3 separate regions of the Homo sapiens genome follow, and all the other regions are linked to region 1. The links are chromatin contacts, found by Hi-C or POLR2A ChIA-PET in ENCODE. All regions are on one chromosome and are shown on one strand. The core of a region is the stretch at or near the end of the contact, and the rest is flanking DNA. Distances in the headings are between cores, read along the strand shown. Region 1 holds the start of CNKSR3 (CNKSR family member 3). Region 2 overlaps CNKSR3 (CNKSR family member 3). Region 3 has its middle 45 kb from the start of CNKSR3.

Region 1 (3,874 bases), core at 930-3,429:
AGAGATCTTAGCGTGGCCTTCCTCTTTAGCTATGCTGTATTTATGTACCAAGTATAGATAGTGTGTTGGCTCCGTGGGATGTTTTGCAAACTCTTGCTTGACTCGCAGAATTTTAGTGTTTTAGCTCTTCTGGTAAAGACTACTGCCAATGAATCTGAAGACGTGAAAACATCAAGTAAAATTCCACGGCAAAATCATTAATATTTGACCTTTCTTTTATAATTGTGGGGACCGTATGGCCCAGTTTATTCATGTTATTCCAATGTAATTCTTGATAGTTGCTTCTTTCATGCTCAAGAATATTTTGATTTGGAGGTAAGTTATGTGGTCACCCTAATCATAATCAGAAATCACACAACAGGCAGTGATTGCTGAAACAAAAGGTGTGCATCAGGTTGGTTACCCTTTCCAGTGAACCAGTGTCAAGGTCCTTCTCTCTGCTGACTGCTGTAAAGATGGTTAATGCTGGATGTCATTAAGTTTAAAGGTCTTTTTTTTTTTTTAAGGACAACTACTATATCAGGAATTTTGTCATTGCCTTTGCCAACTTGTGTGGTCTGCCAGTCACTTTCGCTAGATGAAGAAAAAGAATCACTATATTTGATAGTTGTGTGTCTCTGTGTTGCCCAGTCCTCTAGGGGAGTTGAATGGGAGGTGGGTCTGATGTTTTGCTTTTTAAAAATGTTTCTTTTGCTTGGATGCTCCAGCTCATCAGATGCTAGGCTGGCTGCTAGCTATTTTTCCACATGTGCGTCCAAACAGACCTGTGTAAGTAGCACATATCACACGAATTCAACAAATACTGAATGAATACAGTGGCTGGCACATAGGAAGCATTCCCGGATATTTACTGAATGAATAAATACCAACCTTGCCTTTGGTCCCGTGCTGGGTGCTACAAGTTAGGTGGTAGGAAGAAAGGGAGGAGAGAAAACTCTATATGAGATCAAGTAGGTTCTGCCCTCAAGGGGTTAATAGTCTCCAAGAGGAAGATGTAAATAAATAACCGTAATTGAAAGTAAGAATCATTCAGTGCCAAAAAGAGTGGGAGGAAGAGGTTGCTGGGCGGGGCGGGGCGGGGGTGGGGGGTTGGGGGGGGTGTTGGGGGGTGAGGGGAGGGGTGGTGGCGAGGGTGGCAGGGGTTGGGGGGGCGGTTAGGATGCAGGGAGAACTTGAAGGAGAGGCAGGCATTCAAATTAGATTTTCCCCCAGTTTAGCATTAACTCTGGCCCCAGTTGCAGTCCATGAATGTGGAAGGGCCCTCCCCTGCCAGGCGCTGAAATTGTGCACGAGCTATTTTTTTTTTCTTGGCTAACAGCTTTCCTCTCACGGTTAATGACTAATCCCAAGGAGCATTAGCTCACTCTGTAAATATGAAATTATAATATAGCAAAATATAACGCTAAAAGCCATCAATCTAATTTTAGTCGCAAAGTTGAAATTTCATAGCAATAGCATTAAAAGAGTTACATTGTTACGATTTCAGTCAACATATAAATGAAATAAAATTGTTCTGGCCTGGCGCGGTGGCTCAGGCCTGTAATCCTAGCACTTCGGGAGGCCGAGGCTGGCGGATCACCTGAGTTCAGGATTTCGAGACCAGTCTGGCCAACATGGTGAAACCCTGTCTCTACTAAAAATACAAAAATTAGCCGGGCGTAGTGGCAGACGCCTGTAATCCCAGCTACTCCGGAGGCTGAGGCGGGAGAATCGCTGGAACCTGGGAGGCAGAGGCTGCAGTGAGCTGAGATCGCGCCACTGCACTCCAGCCTGGGCGACAGAGCGAGGCTCCATCTAAAAAAAAAAATTGTTCTACTTTAAGAAACCTAAAATGACGGCTTAATGGCAGAGTAGTATTACGATATAAAGCATTTAAAATGAACAGAACATGCAGATCTTACTTTTTTTTTTCTTTTCTTTTTTTTTTAGTGTATTGTTGCTCACAGCGAGACAGAGTGTTCTGCTACCCACAGGGCCAGGGCCTCACACAAACCAGCGGGCTCTCCAGGGTGCGCGCGCGATCTACAACCCGCCCCTTGAAAAGGAAAGCGGGGCCCGGGACGCTGCGGGTGTGAGCCGGACCGGCTTAGAGAGGGAAAGTAACCCGAGTCCGCCGCTTCGGGCGGACCCGCCCCCTCCCACGAGTTTCCCTAGACCCTCGGCCCCGCCCTCTCTTTTATTCGGTTTGCAGCAACCGGAGCTGAAACTTTGCAACCCGAGCGCGCACGCTCTGCGCTCGGCCCTGCCAGGGCGGCACGGGAGGGCGGCGCAGGAGGTGGGACCTGCGCCGGGAAGGCTCCGGGACGCCAGCGCACGCGGAGCGGGGACCCCGGAGAGCCAGCAGGCGAGAAGACCGGCCGAGGGAGAGCCGATCGCGCCTCGAGAGATCCGAGGAAGTGGTCGCGGGCCGGGAGGCTCCCGTGCCGAGCCGAGGCCAGGGGTCTGGGGTCGCAGCCCGGCGTGCCTGCAGCTGCCGTCGCTCGGGAGCAGCAGCTGTGCCCGGGATCCCGGCGGCGGCGGGGGAAGGAGGAGCTGCAGCTGGACTGTGGCAGCTGGAGGGAGAGGGCCGGGCTCCCCTGGCGGAGCCGCGCTGGGACGACTGGCTGACCGCGGCCATGCAGTCTTGACGGAGTCGCTCGGGCGCAGGGGAGCAGCCGCGGGCGCGCCCTCCCGGGAAGGGGCACCGGAGCGCAGGCAGCAGCACTTTATCTGCGACTCTCCAGCCCAGCGAGAGGCGAAGCGGTTTACCATGGAACCCGTGACCAAGTGGAGCCCCAAACAAGTGGTGGACTGGACTAGAGGTGCGCGGGCCTTGGGGGGGTCCGGAGTCCTCCAGCCTCGGGGATGGGGCGGACGAGGAGCTGGGGAAGAGGGTACTTGGCCCTTCCTCCCGGCGAGAAGCGGTGAGGGCACAGCCCGGTGACAATGCAAACTTCTGCCGAGTGGCCTGTGCGCTCCTATCTCTCGTACCTGCTCCGAGCTCTTCCTTTCCAGGGTGCGGATTGTGGCAAGCCGAGGGGAGCCCTATCTTTAAACCAGGGAGTAGGGGTGGCCTTTCTGTGGCGGTTGAGGGCTGGGGATGCCGATCTCGGGACTCGGCACTCGGGCCGGGGGGCGCTCTCCCTGCCTGGCCCCGGTGCGGTGCCCGGCGACCCGGGGGCCCGAGTGCAGAGGCACAAGGTGCCTTTGTGTGGGTGACTCCCGCGGGACCTCGTCCATGCCGCCTGCCCAGAGCCGTCCGCAGGCGTGACAGGGCTGTCGGACAGGTAGAGGGAGACTCCGGCGGGTCCGCCGAGCCTGTCTGTTTTTGTTGGAGAAGGCGAGAGGGCCGCGCAAAAGCCAACACCATAGCATTTGCGCCAGGGAGAAACCTCGAGCCAGGACTCCCCGGGAGGCAGTGACTTTTGCTCCGGGAGGCGCCAGTATCCCCGGTGGCGCTGCATTTTCAGGCCACATGTAAGCACTGGGAAGGAGAAATATAATTGTTTGGAACCACTGTCTTGATTCATACAATATTTGGGATGAGGAAGGCAGTGGGGCTGGGGCGGTGGGGGGGTGGTGGGGGGAATGAGCAGAGGTAGAAGCTTGTCCTCCTAGCTGGCTCGCTTACTTTTCAATGTCTCCTACGATTTCGAGGGAAAGGTACTAGAGTTTACTCAACCCTTTTCTGTACTTTCAAGAGAACAAAGTCCACCAAGAACAATCTGTATTTTCATGGTTTCCCCCCACCCCCAACGACATCTCTGTTTCAAGTTACTATTTGTTTTTCTATCTGCTCTTCCAGGTGAGGAATGGTGTTCTTTCTCAGTAATAACTAGAATTGTGTAGCGCTTTACAGTTTGCTAAGAGCTCTCTCTGTTATTGTCCTTGGTCA
Region 2 (3,874 bases), core at 1,031-3,530, 62 kb after region 1:
TTTTGGCCATAGTGTTTGACCTGGAAAAATTCCCGTAAGCGAACCCATTTACCATGCCTTTCTATGTGGTACCACTGCTGATACCTGTCTCCTTTATAGTCTGTATTTATAAGAACTTTTTCAGTTGCAAGGGACAGAGATTCGACACAAACAAGCTTAATCTAAAAAGAAAACTTATTTAAACTTAAGTGAAATATTCTAGGGCTAGAAGTATCTTTATTAAGCAAGGTTAGATCCAGGGGCATATAGGATATTATTGGGGGCATTTTCTCTCTCTCTTTCTCAAATGGATTTATTCTCAGAAAACTGATGAGAAAAATGACTGCCAGCATTGCCAAGGTTTATCTTTTGACTTCTGATTGGAAAGTAAGAAAGAGCTTCTCAGTTCTTGTGTCCATATATCAAATATCAAGGAAGATTCTGATTGGTTCTGCTTGAGTCACATGTCCATCCCTAAACCTGTGACTGGCTGGTGTATAGAGCACTACGGGAGACCTGGCCATGTGCCACCCACTGTGGCAAGGCGTCTTGACTGGCAAGCTCCCTGGGATTACGTGGGATGGGAGGGATGATGTCCCAAAAGAAGGGTTGCTTAGCAAACAGACAGCATGTCTGGTCTAGATAATTAGCATTTTAAGTCAACAGGGGTTTGGTGTTTATTCCTTTAGTTTACAGGGAATGAGAAGGTAACTATCATAAAATTCTGTTGGATCACTTGAGAATGTTAAGCTGCCCTTGAAAACCTGTTTGACATGTCATGCAAAAGTGCCCATCAGGTGCAATAGGCCTCACATAGATAACCAGATAGTGGCATCATAATTGTTGATTGCTGAGATTGATGTGACATGTGGGCAGTTTGCAGGGGGTGGGTAAAGGAACAAAATGGCAATAATGGGACTTCTGATTGTTTTTGGCAGGGTTGGATGACTGCCTGCAACAATATGTCCACAAGTTTGAACGAGAGAAGATCAACGGCGAGCAGCTGCTGCAGATTTCCCATCAGGACCTGGAGGAGCTGGGGGTCACACGGATTGGACACCAGGAGCTTGTGTTGGAGGCTGTGGACCTTCTCTGTGCACTGGTTAGTTCAGGAAAAGACGGTCTGTACCGTGATGACGTTCTTTAGAGCCTTGCTCTCTTAAGCCGTCATTGTTTGTGATTTAGCATATCACTCTTTCCTTAATGCTCCATCAAAATAAAACATGAGCTGAAGATACTATAGGAAGGGGAAAAATAAGTTATTTTCTACATTAAAGGTTGGCAAACTATGGCCTGCGAGTTAAATCTGGCCCACTATCTATTTTTGTAAATAAAGTTTTATAGGAACACAACCATGTCCATTCACTTACGTGTTTGTGACTGCTTTCTTGCGACAGTGACAGAATTGAGTGGTTGTAACGGGACCACATGGTTCCCCCAAAGCCTAAAATATTTATTAACTTGTCCTTTACAGAAAGAGTTTGTCTTTTTCAGAAAATCTCTGTATTAGTCTAATTTTCTTTTATAAGGAAAAAATGATGGAAATACTCCTGAATGAAAATGTCACCTTCTGGCGAGGCGCAGTGGCTCATGCCTATAATCCCAGCACTCTGGGAGGCCGAGGCGGGTGGATTGCTTGAGTCCAGGAGTTTGAGACCAGCCTGGGCAACGTAGCAAAACCCTGTCTCTATTAGAAATACCAAAAGTTAGCCAGGTGTGGCTAGCACGCACCTATAGTCGCAGATATTCAGGAGGCTGAGGTCAGAGAATCACCTGAGCCTGGGAGGTGGAGGCTGCAGTGAGCAGAGATCGCACCACTGCACTCTAGCCTGGGTGACAGAGTGAGAACCTGTCTCAAAAAAGAAAAGAAAATGTCATCTTCTAAATTGAAGTGAGAAATAGGTTCTGATTTTCATGTCTGATTTTGTTACTATAAAAAGCGGTTGAGTTTCACAGATATTTGTGATATTTAAATAACTGATATTTGCACTTGACATGACCTATAAAATGGGAAAAAAATGTGGCCTTCATTACATTTTGTAGATGATGGGTTTTGGCTTTAACATGAATGAGTAAAATCCTGCTGGGTCCTGACACTAGAATCACATGGGTAGCTTCGTTAGGTGTGGGCCAAAAACACCTGTAAGGACATTTTGTTTATAAATTGGTTAGTGTGGGTGGGATTCAAGTCTGCCTGTCCCGGTGCCAGGCTAAAGATGCAGTTTACTTAACTGTCAGGATTTGGACAAACTCGACAGCATTCAGGCTGGGTTAGTAATGCCCTGAACCCCAGCCAGGGGTATATACAATTACATCACTGAGAATGGTGGGAAAGAATGTGCTGCTGATGATTTTGCCGTCGCTGGTCTGCGTACTGTTGATTATATAACACTTGCTGCATTGTGTGTATTCTTCTTCTTAAAATGGACAGAGCCTTGTCTTCTGCTCTGAGATGTGCTGCTCTTGTTTAGGAAAGTAATGGGGAAATTATTTGTAGTTGATAAATGAGCTGCCGCCTGGGAGACGCTATGGCCAAGTAGTCTGAGCACGGGTCTGGGAAGCAGGAATTTGCATTCTAATCCTGGCTCTGCTACATGCTACTCCCTCTGTGACCTCTGGGGAAATGGTGATGTCTGTTTTTCCCATCTGTACAGTAACGCTCACCTTAGATGTGGCTGTGTACTATTGTGTGTTTTGCACTGCCCAGACATCTAAGCATCCTGTTTATTACCGAAACTGTATTTTCTTTTTTTTTTTTTTTTGTACAAACGTGTTTGAGTTTACTTTTATTATACTTTCTGGGAACATGGCTTTTCCGTCTTTTCTGCTTGATGTTTTGCAAATTGTCTCTTTCACTTTGCAGTAATACTTTGAGGACAGGTAAATTTACTTGGAAATCCAAAGTAAGAGAGGCAGGAAGGGTCAGCTAGAGACGCATCACATGCATCAAGTGGGATGATAAACGTAACAGCTGCCTCTGGGCATTCTCTTTGCTTTTTCCTCTTCTCTACCTCTTAGAGCATTAGGCTAAAATGAACAAAGCTGGACAAATGCCAGAACCTAAAGCTGTGTTTTATCTCCTACAATTTCCTTCTAATTTCCTTTGTAGACCAAGCTTTGACCTCAGACTCATTCTGGACCTGCTCTGTGCCAGTGACTACATTGGACAGGGGGGGTCACTTAGGGGTTCACAAAAGAGTGTGGATTATTTTAGTGAGTTTTACTAAAATGTCTTTAGTCTGGATATAATCTCCTTTTTGAATATTCTTATTATAATTCATATACTAATTATACTGTCTTTTTAATCCATTTATAGCATATAGATCTTTGGATATATAAATTGGTGATGCTTTGAACAGAACATCTCCAGGGCAGTTAATGTGTAAATGCAGTTGGCCTTGGTGTTATAAAAGAGGTTTCTATGTAAACTTAGTTTAGTGGATGTTGATTTTATGATAGACAGGAAATGAATATAATTAAAAGTAAGGAAGGGGGAGGGGAGAAACAAAACCACTGGAAAGTATCAATGTAAGGAGAGGGGCAGATAGATGGGCAGGAACCTAAAATAGGAAACAGCTATTAATGAAGATTCCAAAACTGGTGAGCAGTGGCTCACAAATTAGCTGGTCATGGTTAGAGAGCAATGAGAGAAACCATCTTTTGTGAACATTGACTTTGGCTGGCAGTCGTGGCTTAGGAGAGTGATTTGTATTATATGATGAGACCAGGACCACTTTCCCAGATTGAATTAGAATCTGTACCCAATTTTTCTTCCTCTCTCTGGGTAGAGGGTACCTGAGACCGATTATAGAGCTGCTCTTTTCAGTAGGATAGCTGTTACCCAATGTGACTGTCTAAATGAAAATCAACTAAAATAAAAAAAAAATTCAGTTCC
Region 3 (3,874 bases), core at 772-3,271, 44 kb before region 1:
AAACCCATCTCAGCCACAAATTCAGCATGCTGGCCTATGGACATTTTCTTCCAGGGGTCCTAAAAGTTCTTTTTTTTTTTTTTTTTTTTTTTTTTTTTGAGACAGAGTCTCGCTCTTTCACCCAGGCTGGAGTGCAGTGGCGCGACCTCGGTTCATTGCAAGCTCCGCCTCCCGGGTTCACGCCATTCTCCTGCCTCAGCCTCCCGAGTAGCTGGGACTACAGGCACCCGCCACCGCGCCCGGCTGATTTCTTGTATTTTTAGTAGAGATGGGGTTTCACCATGTTAGCCAGGATGGTCTTGATCTCCTGACCTCGTGATCCGCCCGCCTCAGCCTCTCAAAGTGCTGGGATTATAGGCGTGAGTGACCGCGCCTGGCCTGAAGTTCTAATGGGGCATAAAGATGCACATTTTCAGGCATTTACTTTGGACGGCTGATCATTGATCTTACACGTTGATAATTGTTTTTCTCCCTCACATTAAACCCACCTTTTTTTTAATTTTTAATTTTATTATTTTAAATTTTATTTTAAGTTCTGGATACATGCACAGAATGTGCAGGCTTGTCACATAGGTAAACATGTGCCGTGGTGGTTTGCTGCACCTATCAACCCATCACTAGGTATTAAGCTCCACATGCATTAGCTATTTATTCTGATTCTCTCCCTCCCCCCACTCTCCCACAGATCTGGGTGTGTGTTGTTCCCCTCCCTGTGTCCACGTGTTCTCATTGCTCAGCTCCCACTTATGAGAGAGAACGCGCGGTGTTTGGTTTTCTGTTCCTGTGTTAGTTTGCTGAGGATGATGGCTTCCAGCTTCATCCATATCCCTGCAAAGTACAGGATCTCATTCCTTCTTATGTCTGCATAGTATTCCATGGTGTATATGGACCACATTTTCTTTTCCAGTCTATGATTGATGGTCATTTAGGTTGATTCCATGTCTTTGCTATTGTGAATAGTGGTGCAATAAACATACATGTGCAAGTATCTTTATAATAGAATGATTTACATGCCTTTGTAAACCCACTTTTAAACGTGGAGAATGTTTTTTATTTGATGTCCTTCATAGAATCCTTACATAGCAGTAAAAAGTAGAAAACATTTAAATCTGAAGATTAATTATAAATTTTAAAACTCTGTTTTGCTGACTATATACGTGGTCAGAATATTTATATAGGCTGGGCACAGTTGTGCACGCCTGTAATCCCAGCACGTTTGGAATACCAAGGTGGGTATTGGGTGGATTGCTTGAGCTCAGGAGTTTGAGGCCAGCCTGGGCAATATGGTGAAACCCCTCTCTCAATAAAAACAAAACAAAACAAAACAAACTACTTATAGAGCAGTTTCTGCTCGTATGAAAGAAAGACAAGTAACAAAATCTTGTCTCTTTCCCAGAAAATAATGATAATTATAGGAACTGCCAGTTTAAACCCTAGAAGAAATTTTATAAGGACATGCACCTCCCCTCTCAGGTTCCAGGAGAACACTTTTTGGGTAGTGCCAGGCCTAGGGGTGGGATGGGTTTCCCAGGGTGCCCCAGCTATGCCTGAAGAATTCAGGAATGTTAGATTACACTCAGTTACCAAAACAGTCCTGTGTCAGCTAGGCCTGTGCAGAAAGGTGAATGAATGCTTGTGCTTTGGAATTCCCCCCCACCCCCACCCCACCCACCAGCCTTCTCTCTCGCTCAGTAATAAAACAGAGCTCATGCTTGCTATGGGTGTTATTGCTCTTCAGGATTACACATTAATCCATACTGTGTAATTACTTTACAGCAACTTTGTTCTCTTAATTGTGCTGAGGCATCTGAGGAATTTGACATTGCCGTGGTGAGGTTGGCATTTGTTTATACCAACAACACACACCATTAAGAAGCTTAAGCTAGCAAAAGCCTAATGCATTAGAGATGCCATGGCTCAAATATGAAATCATATCACGTAGCGTAGCTTAACCCGGGCACCAAGCTGTGATGTTTTATGAGTAAAAGGAGTCACTCCCCTTAGGCTAGGGCATGGTTAAGTTGAACACAGGAATGACATCATCTTGACTTTGCCTGGGCATTTGGCCGTGTATATCCTGTACGCTGCATCTTTAATAATGGGAAAAGTCATCCTGTGTCTTTCACCATGAGAAAGACAAGAAGTCAGGCTTAAATTGAATTAAATACAAATCATCTTCAAAATCTGAAAACTGTGCCTCACAGAATTGGACTAAAAATAGCCTTTATCTGAACCAGTGCAGAGAAGATCTGTGATTGTCCACATTTCCCCCATCCTTTAGCTCCGGATGACACTGTAGAGACCACTGAATGTGGTGCTTGTGGGACAAAGGGTGGGGCTGAAGCGTAGCTCCCCAAAGCCTCTGCAGAGATAGCATGGGAGTGAGGAGGAGGGCTCTGCAGGTGGACCTGTGGCTGTGAAGTTAAAACATTGACCCTCCGTGGATCACAAAAAATGCAGTACTGCTGTTTCCCATGTGCACTTTGCTCAGTAAAGTAAGGTCAGGGCGCAGGGAAGAAACTCGAAGGGGAGGCAGAACCCCAGAGCTAATCCTGACTCACTGTTAACTGGCTCTATGGCATTGGGCATGAAATGGAACCATTTGGGAAGTTTCAAAACATACGGATTTGCACCTTTAAAAAATAAATTGCACAGTACTCTCTTTCCAGAGACGTTAAGATAATGGGAAAACAACTGCTCCTGGGAATGGAGAGATGAGGATCTGAATCTTGGCTCTGTGATGGAATTTCTGAATTGCCCAGGCAAGTTACTTACCTCTTAGGGCTTCCATTTCTTCACTCTTAAATAATGCCAGCGACCTCATAGATTTAGTTCTGAATTAATGAGATGATATTCGTAGTGCAACTGGATCATTGCCTAACGTTTTAGTCCACTTGTGCTGCTATAACAAAATATCATAGACTGGGCGGCTTGAACAACAGATACTTATTTCTCACAATTCTAGAGGCTCATAAGTCTAAGATCAAGCTGCTAGCAAATTCGGTTTCTAGTGAGGGCCGGCTTCCTGGCCGGTAGACAGCCACCCTCCTTGCGGTGTCCTTACACGGACTCTTCTCTGTGTGTGCTCATGGAAAGGTGATCACTGTCTTCCTCTTTGTAGAAGGGCACTAATCCCATCAAGGAGCTCCACTTTGATAACGAAATCTAAACTTAATTACCTCCCAAAGGCCCCACCTCCAAATACTATCACATTCGGGATAAGGGTGTCAATACACTGTTTTTTTCTTTTAGATGGAGTCTTGCTCTGTTGCCCAGGCTGGAGTGCAGTGGTGCCATCTCAGCTCACTGCAGCCTCCACCTCCCCGGTTTAAGCGATTCTCCTGCCTCAGCCTTGAGAGTAGCTGGGATTATAGGCACCCACCACCACGCCCGGCTAATTATTGTATTTTTAGTAGAGACAGGGTTTCACCATGCTGGCCAGGCTGGTCTCAAACTCCTGACCTCAGAAGATCCACTCGCCTTGGCCTCCCAAAGTGCCGGGATTACAGGTGTGAGCCGCTGCGCCCGGCCCAATAGACCAATTTTGAAGGGGCATATTTAGCCCATAACACTTCACAAATAGGAAGTACTCAGTAAACAGTAAGAATTATTATTATCTGTAAAATGGGTAGGTTGGCTAACATGCTCTCTAGGGTATTTTCTAACTTAGAAAAAAATTCCAGGTAATGTTATTAGCAACTCCTTTGCCCCTGCGTAATATCTTCCTCGCTTCGGACCTCACAAGAACAGCACTCTCTTCCTTTCTGCCTTGGAAACTCCTTCCATGTCTGTGAATTAGCGCCACCTTTTATCCAGCCATTTAATCAAACACAACGTGCTTGTTCTATCTAATTGGTATCCTTCAAATCCATTC

Evidence for each region. A loop is a pair of places that touch in the nucleus more often than their neighbours do. ChIA-PET counts read pairs that join two places held with the same protein, here RNA polymerase II (POLR2A). Pooled maps may share reads with other maps.
Region 2: a map of sigmoid colon shows a loop between it and region 1 (6-fold over the local background). The contact joins the enhancer-like site here to the promoter of CNKSR3 in region 1. A Hi-C loop is called at or near these places in 26 of 168 maps with a recorded cell type or tissue (Caco-2, HepG2, IMR-90 and 15 more), 4 of 37 single-sample maps with no recorded cell type and 23 of 50 pooled maps. POLR2A ChIA-PET finds 5 or more read pairs at or near these places in 13 of 52 experiments (A673, AG04449, AG04450 and 10 more).
Region 3: a map of endothelial cell of hepatic sinusoid shows a loop between it and region 1 (3-fold over the local background). The contact joins the enhancer-like site here to the promoter of CNKSR3 in region 1. A Hi-C loop is called at or near these places in 4 of 168 maps with a recorded cell type or tissue (Caco-2, K562, colonic mucosa and 1 more) and 2 of 50 pooled maps. POLR2A ChIA-PET finds 5 or more read pairs at or near these places in 15 of 52 experiments (A549, A673, BJ and 10 more).

The regions. Positions count from the first base shown.
Region 1 is chr6:154,508,990-154,512,863 of GRCh38, reverse strand. It overlaps CNKSR3 (CNKSR family member 3), which reads left to right and starts at 2,179. Exons shown (of 13, transcript NM_173515.4): 1 at 2,179-2,801. The coding sequence starts at 2,750. LOC101928868 (a long non-coding RNA gene) reads right to left here and starts at 2,073. Exons shown (of 2, transcript XR_001744422.2): 1 at 1,902-2,073.
Region 2 is chr6:154,447,302-154,451,175 of GRCh38, reverse strand. It overlaps CNKSR3 (CNKSR family member 3), which reads left to right. Exons shown (of 13, transcript NM_173515.4): 2 at 918-1,081. Among named protein-coding and RNA genes, the nearest start is that of CNKSR3, 61 kb to the left of the region's middle. Within about 2 kb of position 2,280, at least 8 of the 41 ENCODE cell types and tissues checked have a DNase peak (open chromatin) inside an H3K27ac peak, as active enhancers do; they include ascending aorta, heart right ventricle, sigmoid colon and 1 more, where a contact is called at or near this core.
Region 3 is chr6:154,553,283-154,557,156 of GRCh38, reverse strand. No RefSeq gene overlaps it. Among named protein-coding and RNA genes, the nearest start is that of CNKSR3, 45 kb to the right of the region's middle. Within about 2 kb of position 2,021, at least 2 of the 41 ENCODE cell types and tissues checked have a DNase peak (open chromatin) inside an H3K27ac peak, as active enhancers do.